Regions from separate parts of the Mus musculus genome. Here region 2 is linked to region 1. A link is a contact called in ENCODE Hi-C or POLR2A ChIA-PET data. All regions are on one chromosome and are shown on one strand. The core of a region is the stretch at or near the end of the contact, and the rest is flanking DNA. Distances in the headings are between cores, read along the strand shown. Region 1 overlaps Rad51b (RAD51 paralog B). Region 2 holds the start of 2310015A10Rik (RIKEN cDNA 2310015A10 gene).

What was found. Hi-C counts contacts between places; a loop is a spot of excess contacts on that map. ChIA-PET counts read pairs that join two places held with the same protein, here RNA polymerase II (POLR2A).
Region 2: POLR2A ChIA-PET joins it to region 1 with 10 read pairs in Patski. The contact joins the promoter of 2310015A10Rik here to the enhancer-like site in region 1. A Hi-C loop is called at or near these places in 1 of 37 maps with a recorded cell type or tissue (gastrocnemius). POLR2A ChIA-PET finds 5 or more read pairs at or near these places in 1 of 5 experiments (Patski).

The regions. Positions count from the first base shown.
Region 1 is chr12:79,506,102-79,508,801 of GRCm38, forward strand. The region is part of intron 7 of Rad51b (RAD51 paralog B); the gene reads left to right. Among named protein-coding and RNA genes, the nearest start is that of Rad51b, 210 kb to the left of the region's middle. Within about 2 kb of position 1,426, at least 1 of the 3 ENCODE cell types and tissues checked has a DNase peak (open chromatin) inside an H3K27ac peak, as active enhancers do; it is gastrocnemius, where a contact is called at or near this core.
Region 2 is chr12:80,131,328-80,134,118 of GRCm38, forward strand. It overlaps 2310015A10Rik (RIKEN cDNA 2310015A10 gene), which reads right to left and starts at 1,517. Exons shown (of 3, transcript NR_033514.1): 1 at 1,400-1,517; 2 at 487-632.

The DNA of each region.
Region 1 (2,700 bases), core at 176-2,675:
TGCCTGAAATATATTCTGATTTTAGTTTTTAGGTGAGGAAACTGAAGTACAGAAAGCTTGAACCTTCTATGAGATGTCATTCGCAGAAGTATATTCTGAAATGAAAAACCTCATTGTTTCATCAAAGCCCTTAAGAGAACAGCCCTTTGTGTAATTCCCTGCTTCTATTCCTGTTTTCTGTTGATACCTTAAAGCTTTGCCTATGAACAAAATGCTCATTTTCATATTCTTCTGATTGGGACAAACCATCAGGTTAATGTAGCTTAGGCAGAGCTGGGGCAAGTCTGATGTACAGTGGCTGTTCTGTGTGGTGGCCGTGCTCTGTGTGGTGGCCATGCTCTGTGAGCTCTCCCACGGCCTTATTCCTAACAGGCTTTACAGTCTCCTCACCCACCCACCAGTTCTCCCACCTGAACTAATATTTGGCACCTCTTTACTCAGATGGTTGTCATGACTACCGATGGCTTGATGTTGATAGTGTCCTTCAAGGCTTTTTGGGAGAGAGGTCTTGCAGAAGTGCCGAGTCAGCACTGGCCCCTGAGTGATCACCAGAAGCTTGCCAATCAGGCTAACCACACCCCTGACTTCAGCAAGGCGAAGCCTTAGGAGAAGTTCTACTGCTGCCTTGAGAGACCACATCTGGATGCTGAAAGCCAGATGAATCTTAGAACAACCACAAATCAAGGTCTCCATGATACTCTTGTTTTCTACAGATTTGAGACACAACAGATACCTCCCTCAGAAAACTCACCCAGCGGGTGAGCCTGCTATGTTGATCATTCCATTAAGCCCTAAACCTTTCCTGCAGAAGAAAAATTCTCAAACGTCGATTCCAGAATATGTCAGTGAGAGGTCATGGCAGACAATCAGATGAGTTTATGAGACGCTAAAAAGGAGCTATGTCACTCCTAAAGGGGCTGGCATCGATTTATTACAGAAACCAAGAGCAGAAGGAAGAAAAGCCTTTAGTCTCATTAAGGAATCCAGACAAAAATCCCACTTAATCTGTCTTGCTTTTCCTTTTCCTGCAGTTCAGCTGCCGTGCAGGTGCAGGGCAGCCTGGCAGAAGCTTTGAACATTTGGAAAAAGAAGTCATTACTGAAAGTCACTGACACACACTTCCCTCGGAATGCTGCTGATGTCATGGAAAACCAGGACCTTAGCAGTAACCCTTAACAACCAGAGCTATGGTAAACACTGAGTGTTACCTCCACCAAGGCATTGGTTTTTAAAGACCTTTAACAGGCTAGGGCTTGCCAGCCACAACTCATAAAAACGTTCTTATAATTCTGCCCTCCTTACTAAAAGCCTGGACAACTGCTAAGGTTTCTTTGCCACTCGGGGCTGCAGAGCCAGATTCCTGTCAGTTCCAAGGCTCACTAATCAGATTTTACAGCCCTTCTTTTTCAGTTCTCTCCATACCCCCCCGCCATGCTCACGGGGCTCGGCCTTGGCAGGCTCACTACTTCTTCAAAGAAGTCCCTTGTCTTACTGTGTTGCCTTGATTTCTGGTTGTGTAGTGAACTGGTGTGCAGGGTTTTGCTTAATGTTTTGACAGACTAGTGGTTCGTTAACTTAGTCTGTTAATTGGTGGCCTTTATTTACAGGTTACATTTCAACCGATCTGAGACATTTGAACAAAGTGGCATCTCATTATTCAAACTCTAACTAGGTACGGACTGAGTAAACAGCATGGGCTGCTGTGGAGAACTGTTCAGCATGGCACAAGACACTGAGGTGGGAAGTCGTTTTCTCCCGGCTTGGGTTAAATAGCATTATTTGAACCAGTTTGGCTTCTTTCTGCTTATCCACACAGTGGGAAGAGGCAGGAACCTTGCATTGCTTTTAAAGAGTATCTTCAAGTTGACCACTATATTTGACCACCAAATTGGGATACTTTTGAAGACTAAGGGGCTCTTTTAATAGACACCCTGTTTTAAAAACATCCCCAAGGCTTCCCAAAAACAAATAAGGCATATGGTCACCCTCAACATTGTGCTAAACCCTATTTATCCCAAGCCTTTTGAGAAGGTTGTGTTCACAGTGCTAGAGAGCAGACCATTGAGCTTCTCTGCCTACAAGAAGATAAGTCCATTAGAAGGTCAAGCCCAAGTCATGAACTCCATTCCCTAAGTTAAAGCTACAAGTCTGGATTGACACTATGATCTGCCCGGTTTTGAACACTTACTTCTATTCCTGGGGAACTGTGGTTCCTAACGTGTGATCTTGGGTCCCTGGAGGCCACTGAGATCTTCTCAGGAGGCCTGTGAGGCCAAGCCCTGCTCAGCACCATCAGAAGACATGATCTGCCTTTTCCATTCCTTCTGTCTTACTGCTTTCTATACCTTGGTGCCAAAACTGATCTTAGAAGGCAGCTGTCAATGACCAGGCCAGAACTTCAGCAGATTTGTAAGAATGTAAATGATGTTACTCTTCCACTAAATCTTGTTTTAGAAAATAATTTTCCTTGAGGAAAAGAAAAAGTGTTATCTGTATCAAAGTGTTTTGGGGTTATTTTATCTTATGATTTTTGCAAAATAAATGCATCAGAAGTCATCAGTTACAATTTTTTGTATGCTAAACACAATCCTGCAGGGCTCCAACAATTTCCAAAAAGTTTAACAACTGTGACTCTAGACCTTTGTTTCTCCGCAGGAAGGGATTTGCAGATAAAATAAATTCCTTAATAAGAAAGACCAG
Region 2 (2,791 bases), core at 267-2,766, 630 kb after region 1:
AATCACCTTCATTGCTACTTCATAACTGTAATTTTGCAACTGTTGTGAATCATAATGTAAATATCTGTGTCTTCCGAGGGTCCTTTGACAAACCCCCCGGGGGCGCGACCCACATGTTGAGAACCACCGGCTTAGGCCGGTCTTCAGTTGGTCCTGAGCCTGCCAGCCTGATTGTCTTCCCTTTGCCCATAGCCCAAGCCATACAGAATTGCACAGAGGGGGCTCTGAGGGCCCATCTTCTCAGTCTGGTTCACACCTATGGTTTTGGTTCCTACCGCACACACCCTGACAGTTCTACTCAGAATAACTTTCAGTAAACACACAAAAGGATTCCATTACAGGGCTTAAGGAAACACCATTATACATACTCCTGTGCTGAAGGTTCAAAACACCTGTGAATAACTCCTAGGCCCCAATCCAGATTAAAACCTATTCAGTCGCTTGGTAGTCCTCTTGCAAGGACCCGTTCCTGCATGACCTACGTACCCAGTAAGACGACCAATTTCATGATGGGCCTGACACTCATGGGTCCTCAGGATTCAGAAGGGAAGGGTGCAGCCACAAAGACTGAGAGTTGCAGAAGCCCAGTGATGACAGCATGTAGGTGGGCTAGCCAGGAAGAGGCACCTTCACTGGAAACAAAGGGGGAAATCAAGAAAGCTTCTTAGTGGGGGCTGACAGAGGAAAAGAATATTCTAGAACCTGAAAACTACAAATGCTAGAACAACCCCGATGTGTAAACTAGGCAAAGAGGAGGAGCCGTGGGGTCTTCTGTCCCTCGGATGACATCAGAATGATTGAGAAACTGGAAATGAGCTGATCACATATAGCACTGGAGCAGCTAGTCCTTGACCCTGGGTTGGTACGGCCCGAGGGCATCTACTGGAATACCACCTTGTCTCGGACCCTGCCACTGGGCTGCCAGGCAACAACAGCCTGGTGATCACTCTGACCTACTTCAACCACCCATGACTTTTAAGCTCTTTGAATATAGGGCAAAAAGAACTAGGAGGCGACTGGGACAAATCCAATCACTGACCGAAGCGCTGGCCCTGCCTACTAATGGCTAACTGATGGCATTTCCAAACACCCCAGGGAACGTGCCAGGGCCTCGAGTTTTCTTCCCGTTCTTAGAAATTCCTCCCCACGCCCATGGCATTACGGTTTCCAAATCCCAGGCCCGCCGCGGGGCTCGGTGGCCGGACCCCTGGCCGCGCCCGGAGCGGCCAGGAGCTGGTTAAGGGCGCCAAGATGGCCGGCTTGTTTTGCTCGCCGAGGCATCACGCGGAGGCTGCCCTTTGCCTCCGGGGCCGCGGTCAAGGTTCCGCCGCCCTCTCTGGCAGGCTGCCCCGGCCGGCCCGAGCGAGCCTCCTCCCCTGCGCCCTGGAGCCTCGCGAACCTTCGAGACCGGGGCGCGGCAGAGCGACAGCGCGGCCAGCCCGGAGCTTCGGGGCCGCTGCTGGCCCTTCGGCATCTCGGAGCGTCTGTCGCCCGGGCGAGCAGACTGCGGCCGCCCCGCCGGTCTTCCCCAGCCGGCCTTTCACGCCGCTCAAGCAGCCGAGGTCGTTCGATGGGCGTGGCAACACTGCCCTCCACTGGCCAGTGTGCCGAATGGCACACGCGGGGCCATCCTAACTGCCCTGGACCACCGGGCACTGAGACCCTTTCTACAGGGTTCTCAAAAGCGTACACCACACTTCCCTAGGCGTCTTCCCATCTGTTGGTCGGACTCCAACTCAGAGTTTGTATTTTATGGCATTCCAGGGTGAATGTTGCTGCTGTTGGCCGCTGGTCCTGAATCTACCAGCTCAGCCCACTTACTTAGGCCAGGGTTCTATCATCCACTCCAGTATACAGTATGCAGACAGAGCACAGAGGACCCTGATGGAGCTCTCAACCATATGGCACTTAGCGGGATAATTTCACAAATCTAAGATGACACTTGAGAAAGTTTTAAATCTTAAGTGTACGGCTGTTTGCCTATATGTATTTCTATGTACCGTGTGCCTGCAGTGCACTTTGAGGCCAGAAGAGGACTTTTTAAATCCCCTGAACTGGAATTACAGATGGCTGTAAGCTTGTAAGGTTGTAAGCACGTGAGTGCTGGGAATTGAACCTGGGTTTTCTGGAAGAGTAGCCAATGACCTTTACTGCTTATCCGTCTCTCCAGCCCCTTGAAAAAGTTTTAATTCACTTATAAAATATATATGCATATATGTATATGTGTGTATATATTTTATATAGTTATTTAAATCAGGGCAGTTTTCAAGACTGGATTCCCTCCTTCTAACATGTGGATTCTGTAGATTCTAACCAAACTCAGATCATCAGGCCTGTGAATCACCTTCACCAAACTGAACCATCTCACCAGGCCCAGTTTGGAAAAGTTTCCATGTTCTTATAGAGGAAAATATTAAGGCACTGAAAGAAGACATAAATAGGGAACTACAAACAGTCCCCAGTTTATCATAATTTCACCTGTAAGGTGAAACATAAATAATATACATTCAGTAGAAACCACAGTTGAATTTTTAATTCTGGGTTTTCCCCCGGACTAGCAATAAACACAGTATTCTTCTGCGGGAAGTTCCTACAGTCGTGAGTGGGAAGCAGACAGTGGTCTATAGTGTACTGCATGGCACAGTGGTGACGTCTGGTACGTTACGGAAGCAGGTGTACTCTCCACGCTACCTGGCCTTTTCAGTTCATTGAAGGGATTGTTGGGACAGGGCTTCACTGCGAATCAAGGAGCATGTGTGATTTATACTGGGCTGTGTGGAAGCTGTCACAA